2 separate regions of the Homo sapiens genome follow, and region 1 is linked to region 2. Evidence: chromatin contacts called from ENCODE Hi-C or POLR2A ChIA-PET data. All regions are on one chromosome and are shown on one strand. The core of a region is the stretch at or near the end of the contact, and the rest is flanking DNA. Distances in the headings are between cores, read along the strand shown. Region 1 holds the start of HDDC3 (HD domain containing 3). Region 2 holds the start of PDE8A (phosphodiesterase 8A).

Region 1 (5,143 bases), core at 86-2,585, 6.0 Mb before region 2:
GAGATGACAGGGACTGGGTTTCTGTCTCCTGTTGGAAAACGTGGGGCCTGCATTGCCAAACTGCTGAAGGAGAGAAGGCTCAAAGGACTAGAGGACAGAATGAGGGATGAGAGAGCAGCTGAGCCATTAGTATGAAGAACAAACAAGCATTTACAGCCAAATATGTTTCTACCCATTCTCCAACTTCCAGGCTGCCATGGAAGCTCTGGGAATTCTGACCCTCCTATTTCAGGTCCCAGAGACCTCAGTTCCAGCATGTGGGGCTTCCCTCCCTAACCTCTGCTACGTGGCAACCACCAAGACTAGCTGAAAACCAAGGGTGACTCCTTTCATTAGCCTTTCCCCTGAGCCTTATCTGCCCCAGCTACCAGCCAGAACACAAAAGCTACATGTCTGATTAGAGTATACTTAGCTAATAGGGAACCCCCTCTCACAGAGAAGTTCTATGGGGATCACCAGGTCTCTCTTACCCCTCAGCTGCCCCTAAGGCAGGGAATTTCTCCAGAAGGCCACCAGCCAGCAGAATTAAGTGTTATTCCAGTGCCTACCCAGGCCTGACAACATCATGCTCCCAGGACAGCAGTGACAACACTCATCACCCCAGGGGCCCACAGAAGATGCCTAGAGACTGAAATAGGAGCTCTCATAGCATAAGAAGACAAGGCAAATTTCATCTGCAACACTGAGGACAAACAAAGGCAGTTCCTGCAGAAACGTCACAGCTACCTGGGAGCCTAAGTCTGAAGCAATTAGGCAGGGCTCCCAGGGAAGGCTCTGATTTTTCAGGTCAGGCCCTAGGGTCTCCTGGAGGGTCCAAAGGTAGACTCCCCTGCCCACAGAACCTGGCCCATCCCTACAGGGAGAACTATTTTTAGAACACTTGGAGAATTTTCAGAGCTTTTACAGGTTGAAGATGGTTCTTGGGGGGAGCTTCTGGGAGAAGCTGTCTCTGACTCTGAGGGTGTGGGGATTGTTCTTTCTTCCCGCTCCCATAGTCCCCTGAGCCTTGGCCACCCTGGATTCAGAGCACTGTGAGGCCACTGCCTTATTTCTTGTCTGTCTTCCTCTTTTCCACAGACTGTGGGCTCCCAAAGAGCCAGGCTTATGTTCTTCTTGCACCCCCAACAGAGCACACTGAGCTGGGGGCTGCGATGCTGAAGGCAGCTGTCCACATCACTTGCTCTCTGCGCGGGCCGGTCAGCTCCAGAGGAATTCATCTGGGGCAGGCCCAACTCGGCCCGCTGAATTAGCCTCCACGATCCCCGGGCCTCCCCGGCGCCAGGGGGCGCTGTAAACGTTCCGTCCCTGCCCCTGCGGCCGCAGTCGTCGGCCCCATCCGCGCGATGGGCTCTGAGGCGGCGCAGCTGCTGGAGGCTGCCGACTTCGCGGCTCGCAAGCACCGGCAGCAGCGGCGGAAGGACCCCGAGGGGACCCCCTACATCAACCACCCCATCGGTGGGCGCGTCGGCCGCGGAGCGCCGGCTGCGGCACCTGGGTGGTGGGGACTGGGAAGGAAACGTGGGGGGCGTGCACCTCATTGAGCACCTGTTTTGTCCCAAGCTTAGTGCGATATACCGTTTAAGCCTCATAACAATTGGAACGGTAGGCATGATCGTTCCCTTTGTCGGTTGGCTCCCAGAGGGTAAGGTACTTGACCAAGGTCACCCAGCTAGTCAGAGTCCACAAGGGGCCACATCTGGCTCTCCAAAACCCACAACACACCGCCTTGGGACTACCTCCGACCTGACTTCCTGCTTTGCCCCTCCCCGTCAGGTGTGGCACGGATCCTGACCCACGAGGCGGGAATCACTGACATTGTGGTGTTACAGGTAACTTTCCCCCTTCTCTGCCAGGAGCCTGGGATGGGGATTAGGGGCCCCATTCAGCAATGGGCAACCCTTGGCTGACATCTCAGGGCTGAGTGGGAACTTGTCCCCAGGCGGCCCTGCTCCATGACACGGTGGAGGACACAGACACCACCCTGGATGAGGTGGAGCTACACTTTGGGGCACAAGTGCGGCGCCTGGTGGAGGAGGTAACAGATGACAAGACTCTGCCCAAGCTGGAGAGAAAGAGGCTGCAGGTGGAGCAAGCGCCCCACAGTAGCCCCGGGGCCAAACTGGTGAAGCTGGCAGACAAGCTGTACAATCTGAGGGACCTGAATCGCTGCACCCCAGAGGGTACGCTTTCGTATGGGCTGTAAGGGAAAAGGGAGGGGGATGCCGCCTTCTGAAGACACATGTTGGTCAGTTCCCCTGAAAAACCCTGGGCATTCTTAATTCCCAAATTAATCCTACTGGACCACTCTTTGATCTTCTTTCATACAGTAAAAATACAATAGCTGGGCCAAGGGGAAGTTTTCAGGACAGCTCATTCCATCAGGAACTCATGGCCTTGAACCAAGCTTGCCAGGAAGTGGGGAAAAGGCAGTGCTTTCCTTGACATCACGCTAGCAAGTTTCTGTCGACTCTTATGCAGGATGGTCAGAACATCGAGTCCAGGAATACTTCGAGTGGGCAGCGCAGGTGGTGAAGGGGCTTCAGGGAACAAACCGGCAACTGGAAGAGGCTCTAAAGCATCTGTTCAAGCAGCGGGGGCTGACAATCTGATCAGTGCTTGAAGCTATCCAGAGGCACAACTCCAGCCTCGTTCAGGCCGGACAGGATTCATACGCCATCTTTTCTGTGTCTCCTGAGCTCCCTCCATCCTTCCCAGATATTAGAGGCCAAAAAAAGACTTGCATTTTTTCTCAGTCTGAAGGTCTCCTGCTAACTAAGCTGAGCCCCGCGTGGTGGGAATCAGATGTACCCATCCATTTCTGATGCACTCACCGCCTCTCCCCAAGTCTTGGGTCTGTTTGCTATTTTGCATGGTGGGATCTCTGGCCCCTCAGGGACTTGAGATTATTTAAGTACTAGTTCCTAACACGTTCTGGAAAATAAAAATAACTCTGGGTTAAGGTTTAAGCTGCTGCTGCTCCTTCTCCAGCCTCCGACTGGTGGGCTGCATATCTTTCCTTCAGCAAAGCAGGACTAATTGTGTGTCCCGGAGTCACCTCCCTCAGGTTGCGGGCCTCAACCCCTCCGAACCTGGCTTCCTTGTCAGTGACATGGGTTGTGTAATTATCAGGTTAGACTGTGACGTGCCTGATGGAGCCTGACACATAGGTGCTCAAGAAATGGTAGCAGCCTTTCCCGTTAAGAAAGTTGGAAGGGGGCCAGGCGCGGTGTCTCTCGCCTGTAATCCCAGCACTCTGGGAGACCGAGGCGGGCGGATCACTTGAGGTCAGGAGTTCAAGACCAGCCTGGCCAGCATGGCGAGGCCCCGTCTCTACTAAAAATACAAAAAAAAATTAGCCGGGCGCAGTGGCTCGCGCCTGTAATCCCAGCTACTCAGGAGGCTGAGGCAGGAGACTCGCTTGAACCCGGGAGGCGGAGTTTGTACTGAGCCGAGATCGCGCCACTGCACTCCAGCTTGGGTGACACAGCGAGACTCCGTCTCAAAAATGAAAAAAGAAAAGACGTATCGGAAGGGAGTGCCGCCCGCTTACTGACAACCACTGCTGGGCACCGGAGAGACCCCAGCAGCAACATGATTGGGCCGGTGGGGGATTCCGGTTCCCCAGTACCTCAAGCCGCGCGGGAAACTCGGTGACTCGCAATCCCCTCGCCCTTCCGCATTGCGGGTTACTTCGGTTGTTAAGTGACAGGGACTTCCGGGAAGGCCCGGAAGTGGCCCGGGGCTGTCCGACCCCGGGAGCCCGGCGGTCGGCGTAGGGGAGGCGGTGGAACTTTGCTCGGTGGCCATGGGGAGGGATTGCCCGGTGGTGGTTTTTCAGTCGTTGCTGAGCAGCTGAGGTTTATTTTTATGTATTTTATTCTGCATCCAGTCATCCATTAAAGCCAAAGTTTATTAAGTTGTCTGGAAAAGCGATCATCTTGGGTACGAGGAAATTGTTAGGTCAAAGCTGTTCGACTACGATAGTTGTTTGCCCAAGTGAAGGCCCCAGCGGAGGGCTCTGCGAAAAAGTAGGTGAAAGGCAACCAAAAAAGCCGAATTAAAAGAAAACAAATGAACAAAGTTCAGAGTAATCCCCAGGGTATGGTACATTTTGGAGAACTTTGAACTTAATTTTTTTAAATAGTTTTGCGGGAGTAAGATAACGAGATTTTTTTAAGAAAAGATGACTTTGTTGTAGTCCACTTTATATATTTTGTTGCCTGTGTTTTTAGTGTCATATCTAAGAAATCGTTGCCAAATCTAATGCCATGAAGCTTTTCCTGTTTTCTTCTAGGAGCTTTCGTTTTAGCTTTTTTTTTTGAGACGGAGTTTCACTCTTGTTGCCCAGGCTGGAGTGCAATGGTGCCATCTCTGCTCACCATAACCTCCGCTTCCCGGGTTCAAGCTATTCTCCTGCCTCAGTCTCCCGAGTAGCTGGGATAACAGGCGTGCGCCACCACGCATGGCTAATTGTTGTATTTTTAGTAGTGACGGGATTTATCCTTGCTGCCCAGGCTGGTCTTTAACTCCTGACTTCAGGTGATCCACCCGCCTTGGCCTCCCAAAGTTATCGTTTTAGCTCTTACAAGTAAAGTTTTTGATCCATTTTGGGTTAAATTTCTTTTTAAATCAATTTAATTTGGTATAAGGTATACATGATGTTATGAGGCTACATACAGGTAGTAAAAAGGTTACTATAGTGAAGCAAATTAACACATCCATCATTTCACGTAGTTACCCAATTTTTTGTTGTTTTTGTGGCAAGAACATTTTGGGTTAATTTTTGTATATGGTGTAATTTTTTTGTATATACACCATATACAAAATATATGATGTATGGTTTTGCTTGTGGATGTCCAGTTTTCCTAGCACCATTTGATGCAAGGTCTGTCCTCTTAGTACCTGTTTTTGGATTTTTTTATTTTTTATTTTTTAGTAGAGATGGCGTTCCACTAAGTTGGCCACACTGGTCTCGAACTCCTGACCTCAGGTGATCTGCCCACCTCAGCCTCCCAAAGTGCTGGGATTACAGGCGTGAGCCACTGTGCCCAGCCTTGAATAACTCTTCACAATATTGCTTTCTAGAATTTTAGTTCCTGCCTCTTTTTAAACTATAAACTAGTATTACATTTATAGCCAGTAT
Region 2 (5,784 bases), core at 3,285-5,784:
ACAGAAGCAAAGGGAAACAGAAATGGACCAACTAGAGAATGTCTGAGATTTTAAGTGAGTGCTGACAGCAGTAACACTCGATTAGAGGTTGGCTTGCAGCTGTACTATTATCTATCACCTTAGCTGCACTAATCCTTACATCTTTTATTTATTATTTATTTTTGAGATAGGGTTTCTGTCTGTTGCCCAGGCTGGAGTGCAGGGACGCACTCTCGGCTCACAGCAACCTTGAACTTCTTACCTCAGGTGATCCTCCCACCTCAGCCTCCCAAGTATCTGGGACTAAAGGTGTGCGGTGCCATGCCCAGCTAATTTTTTTTATTTTTTGGTAGAGACAGAGTCTTGAGATGTTGTCCAGGCTGGTCTCAAACTCCTGGGCTCTAGCAATCCTTCTGCCTTGGCCTCCCAAAGTGCTGGGACTATAGACATGAGCCACCGCGCCCAGCCTCTTTAATCTTTCTTTACAGGGAAATCTACTCTGCTCAACAGGGTAGAAATATATTATTCCCTGGGTACAGTGCTCTGAAGAGCAATAACCAGAGATTTCCACAAAACCAAATCCAAACTTTACAGCCTCTACTCTGGTTAAAACTGGCTTCTATTTCTACTTACCTGGCCTGGGTGGATTTTCAACTTGACAGCCTGGTTCACAAAATTCTCTAATTCAACATACGTTTACGGAAGGCCTACTGTGCATCAGGCCTGGGGGATACAGCAGTGAACAAAACAAACATGACTGCCATCTCACAGAGTTGATTAGTTGGGGTGTGGGGAGCATCAATCATTAGCAGTGCAGTGGGTGTTTGCAAAAAGGAAGATAGGGGGTGAGCATAGGGTCTCTAACACTACATGCAAATCTTTCAAGGGCAACTCAAGTCCTGGCTAGGGAAAGTGGAAATGGGGTAAATCCAAAGACTGGCAAGAAAATATTAAAATGTTACAGTTAAGGCTCACTCACACTGATTAAAAATAAACAAAACTCTAAGTGTTCAAACTGAACACAGCATTCATTATCTGTAACCACATAAACTTAAACTCCCGAAAGGAATAAACAGACAGAGGGTATTTTTAGTAATACTTAAATAAGTTCATACAGACAACCCAGCCTAATATATTGCAAGATCTAAAGTACCTTTGGAATCATTAAGAAGCAAATTACATTCGTTGAGTTTTACTGTTAATTATATTTCTTGTACTTTGAATATTGGTATCTCACATAAAGAATCAGGTCTTAACATGTGGCCTGCCTGACATACACCTCAAGAAAAGGGCTCCACAATCAACTAGTTTAGGAAATGATGCACACTCTAAAAACCACTTGGAGACTCACAGATTACTTTCAGAAATTAGGTTCTCTGACAAGCCCTACATAAAAGAACTCTGTTGAACTTAGTCTGAGCCAGTATAGGCCGCATATCTCTTATCCCAAATGCTTGAGACCAGAAGTGTTTTGGATTTTTTTTTTTTGGCTTTTGGAATATCTGCATTATATTTACCAGTTCAGCATCCCTAATCTGAAAATCCAAACTCTGAAATGCTCCATTGAGCACTTCCTTTGAGCATCATGTCAGCACTCAAAACAGACTTTGGAACATTTCTCATTTTCTGATTAGGGATATTCAACCTGTATTTCCCAAAAACTTACCAGACCACGGAACTCTTTTCTCATACAATACTAACAGTCCACATATTGTTCCATAGAACACATGCAGGATACACTTTAACGCAAAGTACATACTGCTTAACCTAAAAATGCAATTAGTTATCAATCTCCCACCCACACTGATAAACTGGTATTTACTAAATGCTGTAGGACTATAAAAGCATCCCCCAATGAATTTCTTGTTGAAATTCACTTAAAGATATGCTGACTTACAGTTTTAATAAGAAATTTTGTAATGAATTAAATTGCATCTTGAGATAATACAAAGAAACTAATTTTATGATTTAATTTTGCTAAATTGCTAGCAGTTTGCCTTCTCTAACATGAATTTCCAGAGCATAGTTAATATCTTAAAATTTAAAAAGATTCATTTTCAAAGAAAAAATATTAGACTAGAAAAAATGCTGACATTTACCTCTGCTCTACTATCTGACATGCCTAAATGCAAATAACTGTAAATGAGATATCAACATGTACAGTTCATGAATAACAAGTATGGGGCTATTATTTCTGTGGTTGTGGTGTTATAATTTATAATTTGACTCCTGCTCTGGAAATACTATTATTTTGAAGTCTACATAGGAGGCTTTATGAAATCAAATTCCAATGACTGAAAAAGTTTCATCAATCAGTTAACAATTTTTTAAGAAATCAGTAAACATTTATTTAGTACCTACTATGTGTATGCCACTGGGTTAGGCACTTTAAGGATGAAAGTATTTTCTGAGCCCCCAACACAAGACAATGGTCTGCCAATACAGAAGAATGGTTGAAGTAAGTACTTAAAAACTCAGGGACCTAACGGCACTGCGATAGCACAAGAGCAAGCTGCTGCTGCACTGGGGAGGCTTACAAGACACCTAGGTGAATTTTAGGACACCCAATCCACCACAAAAAAAGCCTGTAAGACACAAAGGCCCCTCACTATAAAAGGGCTACTTTGGTAATCTGAAATTATCACATTAGTCTGCAAAATGTTAGATTTGGACTGAAAACTTGAAAGCTGTTAAAGTTTCCATATGCACCTGTGTAACACTTTTTTAAAGCCAAGTAGGCTTAACACACAGCTTAACACTGATATTAAGAGCACCTTGAGTTAGTAAGCCTAAACCATCAGAGGTTTCTTTAAAGAATCTATAGGAGAAGGAATTCAATTTCTGATAATCAGAACAAAGTTGAATTTTCACTTAGGGTATGGGAATGGTGGGGAAATCAACTGTTATGCAACACTGAAAAAGACTTTCCCCTTTCGTACAGAAAAAGTATCATGACGACTGCTAGAAATGTAAGACAGAAAGTACATCAAACTATATCCCTCAAACTTCGGAGGTTCAGCAGTTCTCAGCAAGCAAGGAAAAATCAAACAAATTTTGCAAATTACTCTTTCAAAAACTGGTCGTGATGAGAGGGATGACAGCCAACAATCTGCAGCCATGCACGAATTTTGTTGTTGTTGTCTTTTACTGGTTTAACAAAACATAAACCAACGCATGAGTTCCAGCTTTAAATTCTGAAATGAGAGAACTGGAAAGCTGCTGCTGTGTGCCTTAATGATCACGTTTTTCTTTTTCCTTTTTAACTTTCCTTTAGAAAACCTCAACAAAGACTAAGCCCAGAAACTTTGACAAAACATAAGCCAAGGCAACATGCGCTGGAGAAGACACGCAATGTAAAAAAACAAAAAACCCCAGTCACAAAATGTCCCAGTAAGTCGGCTTAATAAAAGATTAACTTTGTTCTGCTGAATGCTTCAAAAATCGCGTTTCACAGTATTTTCTAATTACATATGCTTTAAATACAGTATGTATGCTAATAAACGTGGACCTCAAATACATGTGCAATGAAGCAAAGCTGATGTTCCAGATTACATTCTAGCAGTCCCGAAGAAAATGGTAACCTGCAACTGCATGTGCAAAGCTGACAGAGGGAAAAGAGTGGTGAGGCCAGTCGCCCTTCCCTTTCTACCACAGGAAAAGAACAAAGTTCACACTGATTTAACATTGCAGGGGCGCGCCAGAATATCCTGGGGGTTTCCCTCAAACACCCGCTCTTGGAGAGGAAATTGATGCAAGCGCCTCAGTCAACTTCACATCGGGCCCCGCCGCTCCGGGAGTCGGATGTGTCCAAAAAACCGACGCCGCGACACAGGCGGCGTCCTAATCGCAACCCTAGGAAATCAGGGTCGCGGGACCTGGGTCGGTCCTTCTCTGAACGCTGCCCCGGCAAGGCGGGAGACTGGCGTCAATCAGAACCATCCAAAGCGGGACAAGAGGGCACCGAGGCCGGGTGGGGGGGACCCCGCCCGGCCCCTGCGGGAAAGTTGCTTACTGGCCGGGCCCGAGTTTCGCGGCGGCCCCAGAGTGCCCGGCGCCCCTTACCTTCTTGCCGCTGCCGTCGCGAAGCTCCGACTCCAAGAGGCCGGCGCCGCGGGTCCGGGGCAAGGCGGCCGTCTTCTGGCCCTGCGGGAGGCGCGGCCCGCCGGACGACAGCGGCGGTGCCGCGGGGCTAGGCGCGTCCTCGGCCACCAGGCGCTCGGAAATGTGGATGCTCGGGGCACAGCCCATGCTGGCGGCGGCGCCGCGGACACGCTGGCGGGTAGCCGCGATCCGGTCAGCAAACGGCCCACCCGGCGCCTCCGGGCCGCCGCGGGCGCCGTGTCATCGCCGCCTGGGCGGGCGGCGGCGAGCGCGGATCTCGCGTCAGGAAACGCGGCCGCCCCTTTTATCGCGGTGCGGGCGCTGCGGCGGCGGCGGCTGCGGTGGGAAGGGGGCGCTTAGGCGGGTGGCGTGCCGAGGCCGCCCCTCCGAACATGCCCTTCCTGAGGCAGGAGCCGACGGCCGCCTCTCACATCGCCGGGCTCGCCTCGGCCGCGCTTCCGGGGAAATAGGGGGAGGAGATTTGCGCTCTCCTTACCCAGGAGCGGCTGAGTCCACGCCGCGCGAGCCACGCTGCCCTCGCCGAGCTGCGGCACGACCCCCGGGGGAGGCGAGCTCCCGGCCGCGCCCGGCCCCGCTCCCGCCGCCGCCGCCGCCGCCTCCCCGGCTCCAGACTCCGCCTAGATGTGGACACCCACGCCGCTCCGCCCGCTGGGCCGCCGCCTCGCGGAAAAGCCCCCCCAGGCCGAGTGCCGGTGGGGTACAAGGCTAGCCTTAGACGCTCCCGCTGGCCGGGGTTTAGGCGCGGGGTCCGAGGGAAACCCCTCGGAGCGGCCGGGCCACGTCCGCCAGGGTAGGGAGGGGAGCAGCTCGGCTCCAGCGGGGCCTGGGGCCGCACCGTCGAGAAGCGCAGAAACGGCTGCGCGCACCCAGGAGTTGCTGGCGGTACGGCTCCGGCTCCGGCTCCGTGATCCGGGCCGGGTTTTGCCGGCAGCGTGCCGCGCCGAGCCCCCAGCGGTGACCTCCAGCGGGTGCTGGCGTCAATGCAAAGCAGCTGGGGCGCCCGCCACCTCCTCCGGACGCCGCCCGCAACTGAGCATGCGCGGCGACGACAGGCGGGGCGCCCGACTGGGCTACCCAGAGAAGGAAAGAGACTTGCCCAGGGACACACAGCCACCTCCGTCCCGAGGCCACCAGAAGCCCGACCGCCAAATTCGAATTCCGGCTCCGTAACTTAGCGGCTACTTGACCTCGGTGGGGTCACCAAGTGTGAGCCCTGGAGCTGTTACCCAGAAAAGAGGCCGGTGGAAAGACCTCCTTTGGGGGTAGTGAAAGTCAAACTGGGGCGCCGCGCGCCGGGTCCCGGGTGGGTGGGGCCTGGGCGTCCGCGAGAAGCCGCAGCCCACGTGCGCTCCCTCGCAGGCCAAAACCTGGCGCGCCACGCCTCGGATTACACAGGCGCCGGGGCGGCCGCAAAGCTACAGCACCGGGCAGGCTGCAGGCGCCCGTCCTCCTCTCATTTTAACCAAAGTGCTAGTCGGGCGTCCGAGACCCCAAAGGCAGAGCCAGGGGAAGGGGCGTACGCATTGCAGGCCTGGGGCCCATGAGGACCCCGGACACGCACACAGCCACTAGCTTGCTGTGTGAACTGGGCCAGTCACTTAACTTCTTGGTGGCTGGGGCTCCTCCCCCACCAGCTGGAGGGCGGTGTCTCTGGGCGTCCATCACGTATCCTGTAGCGGGCTG

The links. Hi-C counts contacts between places; a loop is a spot of excess contacts on that map. ChIA-PET counts read pairs that join two places held with the same protein, here RNA polymerase II (POLR2A). Pooled maps may share reads with other maps.
Region 1: a loop to region 2 is called in a map with no recorded cell type, with 8 times the contacts of the local background. The contact joins the promoter of HDDC3 here to the promoter of PDE8A in region 2. A Hi-C loop is called at or near these places in 1 of 37 single-sample maps with no recorded cell type and 2 of 50 pooled maps. POLR2A ChIA-PET finds 5 or more read pairs at or near these places in 1 of 52 experiments (activated CD4-positive, alpha-beta T cell).

The regions. Positions count from the first base shown.
Region 1 is chr15:90,928,741-90,933,883 of GRCh38, reverse strand. It overlaps HDDC3 (HD domain containing 3), which reads left to right and starts at 1,335. Exons shown (of 4, transcript NM_001286451.2): 1 at 1,335-1,455; 2 at 1,774-1,829; 3 at 1,940-2,180; 4 at 2,479-3,916. The coding sequence starts at 1,344. The coding sequence ends at 2,609. It also overlaps a transcript of UNC45A not described here. RefSeq lists enhancers at 1,138-1,187, 1,938-2,167, 3,798-4,027.
Region 2 is chr15:84,980,606-84,986,389 of GRCh38, reverse strand. It overlaps PDE8A (phosphodiesterase 8A), which reads right to left and starts at 4,534. Exons shown (of 22, transcript NM_002605.3): 1 at 4,042-4,534. The coding sequence starts at 4,227. RefSeq lists an enhancer at 4,353-4,885 and silencers at 4,613-5,102, 5,423-5,472.